Regions from separate parts of the Homo sapiens genome. Here region 1 is linked to region 2. Evidence: chromatin contacts called from ENCODE Hi-C or POLR2A ChIA-PET data. All regions are on one chromosome and are shown on one strand. Each heading gives the region's core, a stretch centred on a gene start or an enhancer-like site at or near the end of the contact. The rest is flanking DNA. Distances are from core to core; before and after follow the strand shown.

What was found. Hi-C counts contacts between places; a loop is a spot of excess contacts on that map. ChIA-PET counts read pairs that join two places held with the same protein, here RNA polymerase II (POLR2A). Pooled maps may share reads with other maps.
Region 1: a map of CD4-positive, alpha-beta T cell shows a loop between it and region 2 (6-fold over the local background). The contact joins the promoter of C14orf132 here to the promoter of SYNE3 in region 2. A Hi-C loop is called at or near these places in 1 of 168 maps with a recorded cell type or tissue (CD4-positive, alpha-beta T cell) and 1 of 50 pooled maps. POLR2A ChIA-PET finds 5 or more read pairs at or near these places in 1 of 52 experiments (activated CD4-positive, alpha-beta T cell).

What each region holds. Positions count from the first base shown.
Region 1 is chr14:96,035,569-96,042,089 of GRCh38, forward strand. C14orf132 (chromosome 14 open reading frame 132) reads left to right here and starts at 3,794. Exons shown (of 2, transcript NM_001252507.3): 1 at 3,794-3,959. The coding sequence starts at 3,933. RefSeq lists silencers at 3,644-3,833, 3,854-3,903.
Region 2 is chr14:95,510,516-95,517,899 of GRCh38, forward strand. SYNE3 (spectrin repeat containing nuclear envelope family member 3) reads right to left here and starts at 6,135. Exons shown (of 18, transcript NM_152592.6): 1 at 6,081-6,135. It overlaps SYNE3-AS1 (SYNE3 antisense RNA 1), which reads left to right and starts at 5,605. Exons shown (of 2, transcript NR_188030.1): 1 at 5,605-5,705; 2 at 6,489-7,384. RefSeq lists silencers at 5,537-5,831, 5,581-6,390.

The sequences.
Region 1 (6,521 bases), core at 2,544-5,043, 520 kb after region 2:
TGTGAAAAACAGTTTGACAGTTTCTTTGAAATGAAAACTGTAACTACCATATGATCCTGGGCCTTTATCCCAGAGAAGTGAAGACATGTTTATACAAAAAGCCATACACCATGTCTATAGCAGTGTTATTCACAACAGCCAAAAGCTAGAAACAACCAGGATGTCCTTTGACAGGTGAATGGTTAAACAAACTATGATATATCCATAACATAGAATAACACCCAGCAATGCAAAGGAACAAACTATTGATACAGGCAACAATCTGGATGGACCTCCAGGGAACTATGCTGTGTGAAAACTGCTGATCTCAAAAGAGTATAAACTGTATGATTCTTTTATAACATCCTTGCAATCACAAAATTATAGAAAGGGAGGGCAGATGAGTGGTTGCCCCTGGTTAAAGAGTGGGTGGGGCAGGGAGGAAGTAGGTCTCGCTGTAAAAGAGCAAAGTGAGAAATGCTTCACCATATCAATGTCAGCATCCTTGGGCCGATATTGTACTCTAATTTTGCAAGATGTTATCATTGGGAGAAACTGGGTAAAGGGTACATGAGATCTCTATATTATTTCCTACAACTGCACATGAGCCTATAATCATCTCAAAATAAAATCTTTAAGAAAGGCACCATGAAATGATTTCAGCAAGAGATTTGCAAGATCTTTATATAGAAATACTAAAGAAAAGTTAAGCATATAAGGAGATATGGCATGTTCTTGAAGAAAATATTTGTTATCTGTAAGATGTCAATTATCCCCAAAAAAGTTAATAGAATTTTCTTCAAGTCCAGGTTATTTGGGGGAGCTGACAAGGTCACCCTAAAATGTATTCAGAGAGCAAAGAGTGAAAGGTAGTAAGGAAACAAAGAACGCATTGAGGAAACTTGCTCTCCCATACATGAATTAGCATGAAATTAGAGTAACTAAATCAGAATAGCATTAGTATTAGACAGATGAACAACCAATGGAACAGAACAACCTAGAAACAGACTGATGGCTAAATGGACACCTGACAAATTTGGTGTTGCAGATCAATAGGAAAGAGCTGATCTAGTCAATATGGGGTTGGAATAATTGAACATTAATATGAGAAAAATAAAATTGCTTCCTTACTCCCGCCTCACACACAATATATCAGTTATACGAGGCTGAAATATGAGAAAAGTATTTAAATTTTTACTAAAATACTACAGGACAATATCTTTATCTTTATGGTCTCAAGTTGGCAAAGAATTTATTAAACAAGGGCTAACTATAAAAGAAAATATTAATAAATTTTGACCAAATTAAAATTATTTACTTCTGTTCATGAAAAGGTATAATAGAGTGACAAGAAATGTAAAATGAAAGATGATATTTAAAAACCTATAACTAGCAAGATTAATATCTAAAACATATACTTTTCCTGAGTCAATAAAAAAATAAGCAAAATTTTAAAACAAGCACAAAAGACCTGGTGAAAGGCATTTCTCATCAAAGGAAATGAAACTGATCAATAGATGTATAAAAGATGCTTAATGTCATTAGTAATCAGAGAAATGAGGATCAAATCCAAATGAAACACTACTTCATCATATCATATTTGCAAAACTTAAAAAAAAATCCTAACAATACAAAGTGTTGGTCAATTGTGGAGCAATAAAAACCCATGCCTACTATAGGTAGGATAATAAAATGGATGAAGCCTCCTTGGAAATCAGAAACTGGAAAGCAATGGGCATCAATTAGTAAAAGCACAGATGAGCTGACCACAATACCCAACTGTTCCATTCCTAGCGTATTCCCTGAGGACCCCTTGCACCTGTGCATCCAAAGACAAGATCGAGAGTATTCACAGCAGCATTTTTTTTTGGCGTTATCAGAAAACCTGGAGATGACCAAAGTATCCATCAAAGGGCTAGTGCATCAATAAAAACTGTGATAAGGACATACAAATGGAATATTGTGTAGCACTGAAAAACAATATACGTCAACTACACAAATAATGCTGAGAAAACAACAAAGAAGACATGGAAGAGCAAATTTAGAGCAATTTAATTTTTCTACAAAGGGTTAAAGCAGGTAATCTATAAAGGTAAAACTATAAAGAAAAGCAAGAGAATTGACAAGAGTGAATACTAAATAGGATGGAGGTGACCCTGGAAAGGGGGCAGGTAGGAGATGCCTTTGGAGAGATACACAGTAGGACTTCACGACTGTTTTTTATTGTTCCACTTTTTAACCTATGCAAGGCTATATTATTTTTCAAATTGCACACACACAACCTATACGCCCTTTTATTGTGAAGTATGCCGTGTACATAATATTTCTTACAGCAGACGGGGAGCCCTGGGCAGTTCTGGGCAGGCTGCTTTGCTATTGGCCACAGGAAGGGTGGGAGGAGGTGGGCGGCTCTTGGCATGGACTGTTTGGGCAGGCCCCGTGTGGACTAGGCTGGGAGGTGGCAGGAATGATGGGTGTGGTGAGTGCAGTACTGGCTAAAAACAGGGAGGGAAGGGAGGGCCAGGGAACTGGAGGGTTTAGAGACCAGAGGAGGAAGGGAGGAGGCAAGCATGACAGGAAAAGTGAAAAGAGAAAAGAAAGAAAAAAGTGGGGGGAAGGGGAGAGAAGGAGAGAAGGAAGAGGAGGAAGAAAAGGAGGGAGAAAGGAAGGGAAGGAAAAGAAAAGAAAGGAAAGTTACAGGAAAGATAACACTGAAAGCCTTCTGTAGGTCAGTGAGGTTCTGGTCCCATTCCCATAGCCACAGTCCCTACTGGGCCCCCAGCTGCCGGGGGACCTTGAACAAACCCCTCCATCTCCCTGTGCCACAGCTTCCTTGCCTGTGACAAAGTCTGGGAGTCCCAGGCTGCCCCTCACAGAGGCTCGTGATGACCATGAGTGTAAAGTACCTGGAAGAGACATCACCCAAAGGGACCAGTCGTACTCACTGAGACTCCTTAGAGTACAGCTGGTTCCCTCCCAGTGAGCCCCCGGAGGGCAAAGCCTCCACGTGTCACCAAGTCTGTGGTGTCCACCACACACACACACACACACACACACACATACAGAGCAATGGGCCCCTGTGGGCGTCTCTTCTGTTCCCCTTACTTGAACTGTGGCACCTGCATGATTTTCGATACTGGTTTGAGCTGAGAGCCATGGAGTACCCGCTGTGCAACCTGAGCACCGTGCGGTCCTCGAAGACACCACTCACAGCCTCGTCTCTATTGGATGATTAGCCATGTTAGGGCTCTCATTTATTGAGGACACCGCGTGCTATATTCCCTATCTCATTTAATTATTCGGTTCTGTATTCTCTTTTCACAGATGAGGAAATCTAGGCTCAAAGACACTATCTTGCTCAAGCTGCACAACAAAGCAGGGCTAGGATTAAACCTCGTTCTGCCCAGATGCCGAGCCGGGAGTACACCGGACTCTGGGAGGAGCGTTGGCGTGGAAAGCCAGGTCACTCCGATCTTGGTCCTCAGGCTCGGGATAACGTGTCAGCCCCAAGAGAGCGCTGCCCACAGCCCCGGGTGGGTTGGGTTCAACTGCACGGGGCGGGGCGCCAACAGCTCAGGACTTGGGTTGCAGGCTGGTTCTTGCACCAACCAGCGGGGCGGCCTCGGGCCTCAGTTTCCCCATCCCGCCCACGAAGGGAGGCGATTGCGAGCGCTTGGGGTTTCTGACGGACCCCGCCCCGGGGGTGGGGCGGGGAGTGGTCACGTGGAGGGGCGCCCCGTCCGCCGAGCCCCGCCCCACCCCGCCCCGCCCGCCCCCGCGCTCGGGGCCCTCCGCCTAGTAGAGATCTGGAGCCAGAAGCCCAGAGACAGCCGAGTGCGCCGTGCGGTCTCCGGACGCTCGCTGCTCAGCCCGATCCCCGCCAACTGTGCAGGCGGCTGACCCGCAGCGGCAGCGGCAGCAGCGAGGACTCGAGCGCTGGCTGCAGCGACACCATGGATCTCTCCTTTATGGCCGCGCAGGTAACGGGGCGTCCCCCCCACGCGCCCCGGGCCGCCAAGTTTGGGGAGGTTCGGGGCCACGGTCTCGCCCTCCACGCTGGGGCTGGGCAGTGGCGCCCGCCCGCGATCCGCGTCCCGGTCCTTTGTCCCGAGCCGGACACCCCCACTTGGTGCACGCGTCGGGGGCGGCGATCGCGGCTCTCCCGGGGTGGGGCGGGCTGCGCGCCCCGCACCCCCGCGGCTCGAGCTGTTCCCGCCCGGGCCCCTCTCGTTGGCAGGAAGGCTGCGAGGAGCCTGGGCAGCCCGAGTCGCCCCCTTCTGCCCATCCCCCACTGCTGTCCCCCTTCTGGGGTCCCGGAGCCCTCCAAGGCCGGGCCAGCTCAGACCCGCGCGAACGTGGATGGGCACACAGTCTCGCCCTTCCCCACTCTGTTTTCCCGAGGCGCCAGTAATCTGTCTCTTGCCGGTGACCTCGGGCGCCCCCTTTGCCGCCGCCTGAGGAAGGCTCTGAGACCCGCTTTGTGACCGTGACCCGCCAAGCGTCGACGCGCCGCGGTCGTTTGTCCTGTTTTGCTTTGTGTAGAGTCTGATGGAGCCACCAGTGCCCAGCGCGGCCAGAACCCCCCCACCCCCCTCCCCGACACAAACAGGCTCCCAGTGGCCGGAAAAACAAATCTCTCACAGCTTGAATTTTCCTCCGGCAGAATGCCCTGGAGTTCTGAGCTTGGGTGATGATTCTATTTCTGTGCCTTAACTCTCTTGAGCCAGAACAAAGACAAATCCCGGATTTCTCCATCAGTCTGTGACCCTAGAGAAGACCCAGAGCTGGCTCCAGGGAAGGGCTGCGTTTGGCCTGGGAGAGTAAGTCCCAATCTACCAAAGCCACATCTTGCACCTTCTCTGGTTGTGTTGGTTGGTTATGGTGGGAGCAGAGAGGTCGGGAGGCCACCCAGGCTCCCTTCTGTCTCCAGGGTGTGTGGCAGGGACCCCATCTGCTGCTGTTTTCTTTTACAGGGAACGAAGTTTGAGGGGACACTTGCTTTTTCCCCAAGCTTCACCTGTAGTGGAAGCCTGTTTAAAAAGTGACAGCAAAATCCAGACTGTGTGTGGACAGCGAGTCTGCAAATGGAGGCTTAAAAGATGCGGAAGCCCCAAGTTAGTTCTGGGGGTCTAGATCCTGGCTCTCCGGCAGCCCCTTAAGTTTTCCATGATGCTAATTGCCCTTCTGAGTATCGCTGGCCCTTTTTTTTTTGCCTGATTTTACATCTCCTGTGCCTAAATCCATACTTATAAAAATTGTCATGTAAACATCATTTTAGATAATGATGGTTTTAGCTACATGAAAACTAAGGAGGCTTTCCAGGATTTATTTCTAGACTGGAGAAGAACTGTGTCTGCCTTCCCCTCTGGATCCCACTGAACCTCCGGAATTTCCATGGTTAACAAGATAAACTGATCCCTGCTAACCCTGGAGCTGGCTGGAGCATCAGTTGCTGCCATGGCAACTTGACGAAATAAATACAGGGCTTTTTAACGTCTTCAGGCAGAATCTGCCCAGAGACCAGGTTCCTATTTTTCCTTTTTTGTTTACAATTCACATTCCACTCGGTCAATGTATTCTCCTTGACACATTTTTGACACTGGTTACATGCGCAGTACTGTGCTAGCTGCAAGGAACAGAAACATGAAGTACCACACATATGAGAACAGACGCTAAGGTTTGTTGAGCACCTACTATGTGCCAGACGCTGGGTGCTTGGCATATTTTATCACAGCAAATCCTTACAAGTCCATGACGGAGGCCCCATTTTACAGGTCAGGACACTAAACGAGATTAAATAATTTGCCCAAGAGCATGCCATTTGCAAGGAGGAGAACTGGATTTCACATCTGGGCCTGAGTATCTGCAAAGGGTTTTCCACCTTATTGCTTCATCCTGAGAAAGATACGATGTAAGGTACAGGACAGATCTATTTCAGAATGATTTCTCTCTTCTCTTCCCTCTGGGAAGTGGGCTTACTATTGTGCCTTTCTAGTAGATTGCTTTCTGCTGTTGATTCATCCCATTATCCCCATAAGGATGGGAACTGTTACTTCCCTACCTGCAATACTTCGCAGTGCTTGGCTGGAGCAAGTGCTCAGACCCTGCTCCTGGTGTGTCCTGTGGCCACCAGGTGTGTGTGACAGTCACTGTCTCTCTGTGCAGTCTTTCCCTCAGCAGGGGGCAGTTTGCAGCGAAATGTTGGTGCATCCATCCACTTGCTCAGCAAATGTCTAGTACCTGCCTTGTGACAAGCTCCGTATCAGGCACTGGGACAGGGATCCTGTGGGACAAACTTGAATAGGACGTAGATTTTCTTTCTGCATGTTTATAAAAGCTTCAAGAAATGATGGGCCCGGCTAAGACACAGAGGGGAATGGCTAAAGGGCTGGGCTGGGTTGAAGAAGGTGCCCAGCACGTAGTAGGTCCTCAAGTATTTATTAGAGGATTGGATGAGGACAAGATGTATGTTCATGAAAAGACATTAACAGGAGAAGATGGTGAATTCAAAGTGTCAAATGCCAATGCCACTGAACAGCTGT
Region 2 (7,384 bases), core at 4,885-7,384:
CTTGGTCGGGTTTGGTGGCTCATGCCTGTAATCCTAGCCGAGGCCGGTGGATCGCCTGAGGTTGGGAGTTGAGACCAAGCTGGCTAGCATGGTGAAACCCCATCTCTACTAAAAATACAAAAACTAGCTGGGCGTGGTGGCAGGTGCCTGTAGTCCCAGCTACTCAGGAAGCTGAGGCAGGAGAATTGCTTGAACCCGGGAGGCGGAGGTGGCAGTGAGCCGAGATTGCACCATTGCACTCCAGCCTGGGCAACAGAGTGAGACTCCGTCTCAAAAAAAAAAAAGTGCAGGACCAAAATGGGATGGATTCTCCCAACTCCCGATGCACCACTGCCCATGCCACAAAGGCAGTGGGCTTCCTTGCAGGAGAGCAGCAAGACAGAGGTAGAGCTTTAGCCTCTAGATCATCTCTGTGATCTGACAGCTGGAAAGCCATCACCCAACTGTCCTCCACCAGGGCATTTCCCCATGGCCCGCCCAGGCTGGGCTGGGCTGCGGAATTTCAGCATCTAAGGAGTGAAGAATGTGCTCATAGCACAATGCACTGAAAACAAAAGTGGCTCATCCTTTCCACTCCCGCTCTGGATGAAAGTCCTGCTCCATCTTCACCTGCTGCGTGATTTGGGTCAAGGCACTGAACCTCTCTGAACCTGCTTCCCCCACTGGAAAATGGAAATAACCATAACTGCAGCACTCAATTGTTTTGGGAATCAAGTACGCCTGCAAAAAATAGGATGAGTGAGAGGAGCTCTTTCCTAAGAGGACTTCCTGTAGGAAAGAAGATTCTAAGCACTGCTTCTGTGTTTTCTTTGAGGATGTTTCTGTTCATGTAAGTTCTAGAAATGTGTGGTTCCATCGTAAAATGTAACTCTCTTCTGACTTTTTAAAAATAAAATGATCCTGGGCCAGGCGCGGTGACTCACGCCTGTAATCCCAGCATTTTGGGAGACCGAGGTGGGTGGATCACGAGGTCAGGAGATTGAGACCATCCTGGCCAACAAGGTGAAACCCTGTCTCTACTAAAAATACAAAAAAATAATAATAATAAAATTAGCTGGGCATGGTGGCATGCAACTGTAGTCCCAGCTACTCAGGAGGCTGGGGCAGGAGAACTGCTTGAACCCGGGAGGCAGAGGTTACGGTGAGCTGAGATCACACCACTGCACTCCAGCCTGGGAGACAGAGCAAGACTCCTTCTCAAAAAATAAATAAATAAATAAATTAAATAAAATAAATAAAATGATCCTATCAGTTTAATCTCAGGTATACTTCCCGTCTCTCTCCCTGAGTGCCCTAAGGAGGAGCCTTGTGACCCAAGACTCTCACTGGTCTGTCTGTCGGGTGGTGTCTGCATGAGAGTCACACAGCTGTGGCAGCCTGGAGAGAAGTGTATTCCCTACGTGTGTGACCTCGGCCAGGACACTTCGTTTTGTTATAAAACCAGTAGATTGGTCCAGGTGACCTGAGGTTCCTTCCAGCTCAAATATTTCAGGATTTTATGATTCAGAAGCATAAATCATTAGGCCAGGACCTTTAAAAATCCTGTTGATCATCTGAGGTCATAGAGTGTTATTATTATCTTACTTGTTGTATGATTTGGGAAGACAGAGATCATGTCTCCTACATTAAAGATCGTGTCTCCTACATAAAGATTTATGACACATAAAATCATGTGTCATACAACAGAATTTTTTGCTTTATTTTTTAAATCCAGCCAGATTAACATTGGAATCTGAGGAGAGAGGCAGATTTTCTAAGAAAGCATCTGAAAATGCTCCACATGATCTTTTAATTTCATTTGTATTATGTAAGATTATATATATATAATGGAATATATGCGCCTCCTATTTGTAAATAATGAAGCATAAAAATATTTAAAAATAACGCCCTTAGCCAGGCATGGTGGCACATGCCTGTAATCCCAGCTACTCAGGAGGCTGAGGCAGAACAATGGCTTGAACCTGGGAGGTGGAGGTTGCTGTGAGCTGAGATTGTGCCACTGCACTCCAGCCTGGGCAACAGAGTGAGACTCTGTCTCAAAAAAATAAATAAATAGGCTGGGCACGGTGGCTCATGCCTGTAATCCTAGCACTTTGGGAGGCTGAGGTGGGCAGATCACGAGGTCAGGAGATCAAGACCATCCTGGCTAACACGATGAAACCCCGTCTCTACTAAAAAAAAAAATACAAAAAATTAGCCGGACGTGGTGGTGGGCGCCTGTAGTCCCAGCTACTCGGGAGGCTGAGGCAGGAGAATGGCGTAAACCCGGCAGGTGGAGCTTGCAGTGATCCGAGATCAGGCCACTGCACTCCAGCCTGGGTGACAGAGCAAGACTCTGTCTCAAAAAATAAATAAATACATACATAAAATAAATAAAAAATAACACTCACAAGCCTACCACTGGACTGAAGAAACAGAACATAATGGATCCCACTGAGAGTGAAACAGACATCTCCCTGATCAATTACCCACTTCTCCCCAAAGATAATCACCTTGATTTTGCATTATCATTCCCTTGCCTTTTTCTTTTTTAAACCAGCTTAACTTTGTGAAATAGAATCTACGTATAAAGGCATGTATAAAACATACATGTAATTAGCCAGTAACTACAAAGTGATCTCCTTTGTAACTGCCCCCCCGACTCTCCTGATCCTCTCTCACCTTTCCTCAGCACGCGTGGTAATGCTTGGCTTTTATTTAAGCTAATCACCTTCTTGCTTTTTGTCGTCATTTTACTTCTCAGCTATGTGTCACTAAACAACTCATTGCTTAGTTTGGTTGTGTTTTGAGCTTTTATAATTGCCTTAGCAGTTCTCCATGGAGATGCTAGGATTCTCTATACCACGTCTGCAGCCTAGAAACCCAGGCGAGAGATCCAGGCTGCACTCTGGTGTTACAATGATAGTAGAGGGTTAGTAATAATAAAAACCATCAGTCCTATTTATGGTGTGCCCGCACCATGCCGGGCATTCTGCTAAAGCATCATCCCCAGTTACCTCAATTATCTTCGCAGCAACCCCAAAAGGGAAGTATTTCAAGAGGTCAAAATTAGGGCATCAGCTTCCCAAACTTGTCCCCCGTCCACTTCCTAGCTTCCTAGCTGCTCAGCCCCAGAACATCATCCCTAAGTCCTAAAGCAAAGGTTCCTTTCAGGATGGGAGGGTCAGGAAACACTGCTGCTCCTGGGTTCCTATCTTTGTGGTCCAGTCAGGCTGCTTAGATTATATATATATATATATATATATATATATATATATTCAGAATCCATATTCTTTTCCAGCAAGTACTGATGACTTAATGAAGACAAGCATCCTGTCCGGTCAGTACTGTTTTCCCAGTGATGAACGTACAACTTTGTCCTTGGATTGTCTAAGATAGGCCATGTGGTGCCAGGAAGAGCATCAGGTCAAAAGCCCTTAGTTCTAATCCTGGCTGTACCACATCCAGCCGCTGGATATCAGCCTTCTCATCTGTAAATGGGCAAGCAATGACAGCCTTGCCTACTACCAGATCCTAGGAGGTGAGAGGCAGGAAGAGCTTTGGAAGACCCCACGAACACATTTGAGTCCCTCTGTAGGCTTCTCTAGAACCCTTCAGAGTTGAAAGGGGTGACCAGGAACCTGGGAAAGAGTCCCAGGGCAGCCCAGGGTTGGAGCTTCAGGGCCAAAGTGGTTAACTGAAAATATTCATTATCACCCCGCCCAGGCTGGAGTCCCCTGGCTTCCAGTTTTGAAGCAGAGGTCAGCTAGGCGGTGTAGGACACTGCTCCTGGGTTGACCAATGGGCCACATCAATGGGTCAGCTGTTTGGGGTCAAGAGCCTCCTGCCCTCCCTGGGGCCAAGGGCCAGCTTTCAGTGCTGGGAGGACCATGAGGGGGGTGAGCCAGGACTACCCACCATTGACAGACAAGGGGAAATCAAGGCAGGGAGAAGAGGGGCAGAGGCAGAGCAGAGGGGAACCCAGGTATCCCGACGAGGCCCCTTCGCCTCAAACTGTGACACCTTCTCACATGTGCTGTGTCTGACACCATACAAAATGCTGATCAGGGCAAAGCTCGTTTAGTGCTCATGAGGCCCTGCGAGGCAACACCTGCCGTGCTATGGTTAGCCCCTTTCCACGGGGAAGGACGCTGAAGCTCTGAAAGGTGAAGCAACTTTCCCAAGGCTACACAGCCAGGAACGGGCTAAGGCAGGACTGGACTCAGGCAATCCAACTTGACTGCCCCATTCCTAACAGCTGGACAATGCGGGAAGCCTAGCTGCCCAGTGGGTTCCCAAAGGCTCCAGGGTGCTTTTGACGTTGAGCTGGGCCTGCCCAGTCTTGCCTCCCGGGGCCGCCAAGCCAGGGCCCCCCGGCAGCCCGCTCCAGGCTGCATCACAAGGCAAAGGGGCTGCCCAGGCATGGCCAGGTCCATGGCTGCTGGAGAGCATGCAAAGCACCCGAGCAGGAGCCTTGTTCCCATGGAGACAGACAGAAAGGACTCCAACTCACTCTGAAGTGTACCTGCAGGGAGCCAGGTGCCAGACTGTACCTGGAGGCAGAAACCTGAGCCTGGATTCTCACCACTTCCCTCTGTGCCACCAACACATCCTCAGGCCTTCTTCTCAGGACCCCCAGCAAGACACGAGTTCCAGAAATAAGACATCCCAGCCCACTTCCCGCTCAGCCACCCCCAGAGGGGCCTCTCTGGTTGAAAACAACGCCTGGGGCCAGCAGGCTTGGCACAGCTGTGGCTGTCAGCCTGCCGAGCACCGTCCGGCCTGAGGAATGTGCAGACCCACATGTGCTGGAGCATCCCGCTGGGGCACAGTGACAGGAAACTGAGCAAAACAGCTCGTTGGCACTGATATGCCCCTCCCACCTCCCAGCTCCTGACTCCTATGGGCTGTTGGCTGCCCTGGAAGTGCAGGCGGCAAGCCCAGGCCCTTCAAGAGAGCCAGGCAGTGTGGCTCTGGGCAAATCACTCCCCCTCTCTGGGCCTGTTTCTGCTTCTCTTGGTGGATGAAGGACGCTGTCCTGCCAAGCTCAGAATGGCAGTGATTTTATGACATGCTCTCCTTTCTGGGAGGACGGTCCATTCTCCTCATGCCCTCATTCATGTGGGATGGGGCATGCCCCCAAGACACATCAAGCTATCCCACTAGCAGCCCTTGGCTGTAGAAAGCCCCCCCACCCAGTGCAGGGATAAGGGTGACCCTTCAGAGTTGAAAGGGGTGACCAGGAACCTGGGAGAGTCCCAGGAAAGCCCAGGGTTGGAGCTTCAGGGCCAAAGTGGTTAACTGAAAATATTCATTATCACCCCGCCCAGGCTGGAGGCCCCTGGCTTCCAGTTTTGAAGCAGAGGTCAGCTGGGCGGTGTAGGACACTGCTCCCGGGTTGACCAATGGGCCACATCAATGGGTCTGCTGTTTGGGGTCAAGATCCCAAGACCCCAGGGGAAGTCAACATCCATCTGAGGCTCTCTCAGGCCCTGCAAGCCATCTCTGGCCTCACTGCCCTCCCCTTTAGAAATGTGGGAATGAGGCTCAGAGAGGTTGAGCTGCTTGCCAAGTTTGCATAGCCAAAAGGCGTCTGAACGAAACTGAGCATTCGGGGTTGGACTTCCCCTCTTCGCCGCCTGCTCTGCTCTCCCAGGCACTACTGAGCGCGCTCGCGGTCGCCAGGAGCGGATTGGGCCCCCGCCGCGCGCAAGCCTTGGTGACAGGTCAGCCCGCCCCTAGGGGAGGCAGAGGGAAGCCCCGAGGAGGCACCCGGCCCGCTGGGGCGCGCTGCCCGGGGCTTTAGGGCTTTTTCTTGTGGGCCGGCCGAAGCTCCCCGGGGTTGAAAGGAAAGGCTCGGGAATTTCGCAGCCAGCACAGAACGGTTGGATTTAAACTAAAAATACCCGCCCGCCCGCAGCTGTCACGCCGGGGCCCCCGCCCCCGCGCCGGGCGCGCCTCCCCAGGTCCCCCAGACTTTCGGCGCCCCCGATTCCCGGGGCTGTGTCAGAGCTGGGCCAGGGGCTGAGGACCCCACCCGCCCGGCCCCCGGCCCCCGGCCCCCGGCCCCAGGCCTGGCCTCCCGGCCCCGTGCCACTTACCCTCCCGGAGCGTGGAGGAGCGCGGCGCCGCGGGTAGCTGGGGCCGAGCCTCCTTCCCTCCTCCCTGCGTCCCGGGCGGCTCCGGGGCGGGGCAGGGCTGGGGCGGGCCCGGACACCGCGAGTACCCCCGCCCCCGCCGGGACCCGCCCGGTGGCCCCGCGGGAGAGGCCGCGCCCCTCTCCGCACGCGCTCAGCGGAGGCCCCGGGTGCGCAACCCCAGCCCGGCGGACATCCTGCGTGGCCCCGGGGACCAGGGCCGAAGAAAAGCCTCACCGCTCCCTGTCGCGGACCCGGGGCGGGGGTTAAGGGGGGGGTCCTGTCCACGCTTGCCTGGAAAGCAGCCCGGAGCCCTGGCCCCTGTCTGTCTCCCCGACACACACACAGCCACCCACCCTCTTCTCATCCTAGGGGATGGCGCGGAGCTGCCTCTCCGGGAAAGTTGGATCTGTGCGCCCAGACATGGAAAAGGGATTAGGACACCGGCAGATCTTGCCCTCACAGAGCGGAGGTGGGGGCCTTGGAAGGGGCACACCGCCCGTAGGCGCGAAATCCAAGAAGAAAATGACACTCATCAGCCAGCCTCGCGCGGGGAGAAAGGGCGGGGTGGGGGGTAGTGGCACCCTGCCCGTCCTCTCCCACCCCCACAGTCCGGGCCCACAGTCCAGGAGTCACAAGGGATGTGAATCCCCAGGCATAATGTGAACCCCCAACAAACCCAAGGCCTCAGAATGCGCCTCACCTCTCCCTCCCCACCAGCAGAAACATCCTCCCACTCTCCCAACCCCTGCTCCAGCCACGCCAACCCTTTAACCTTGTCCCAGAATGTCTAAACTGTATCTGCCTCTGTGCCTGTGCACATGAAGTTGCCTTGGCCCGGCGTTTGCTCCACAGCCTTCTGCCAAACTCCTACTGCTTGATGGCTGGAAGCCTTCGCACCCTGGCGCTCTCCTCCCAGGTCAGCAGTCACTGGCCTTCCTGTGCATCCAGCCCAGCTTTGAACAGTCCTGGGCCCCAACCCTTATCTTTTTCCGAGTAATTACATGGTTGCATGATTGGCTTCACCGCCTCTGGATCAGATGAGCGCTACTAATGAAGGATACAAGTTGTAAAACTAGGTTTTATGTGAACTCCAGTCATCACAGTTTAGGTGCGGCTAGCGATTTTACAGATGCGGGGTTAGTAACTGGCCCAAATCCAGGGCTTCCGGGATGCTGTTTTCCTTTTTTGTTTCTTAGCAGGGATGGCAGATGTTTGTAGAACAGATCCGTGTAAAAGTCAGTATCCTAAGAGATTAAATTGTAAAG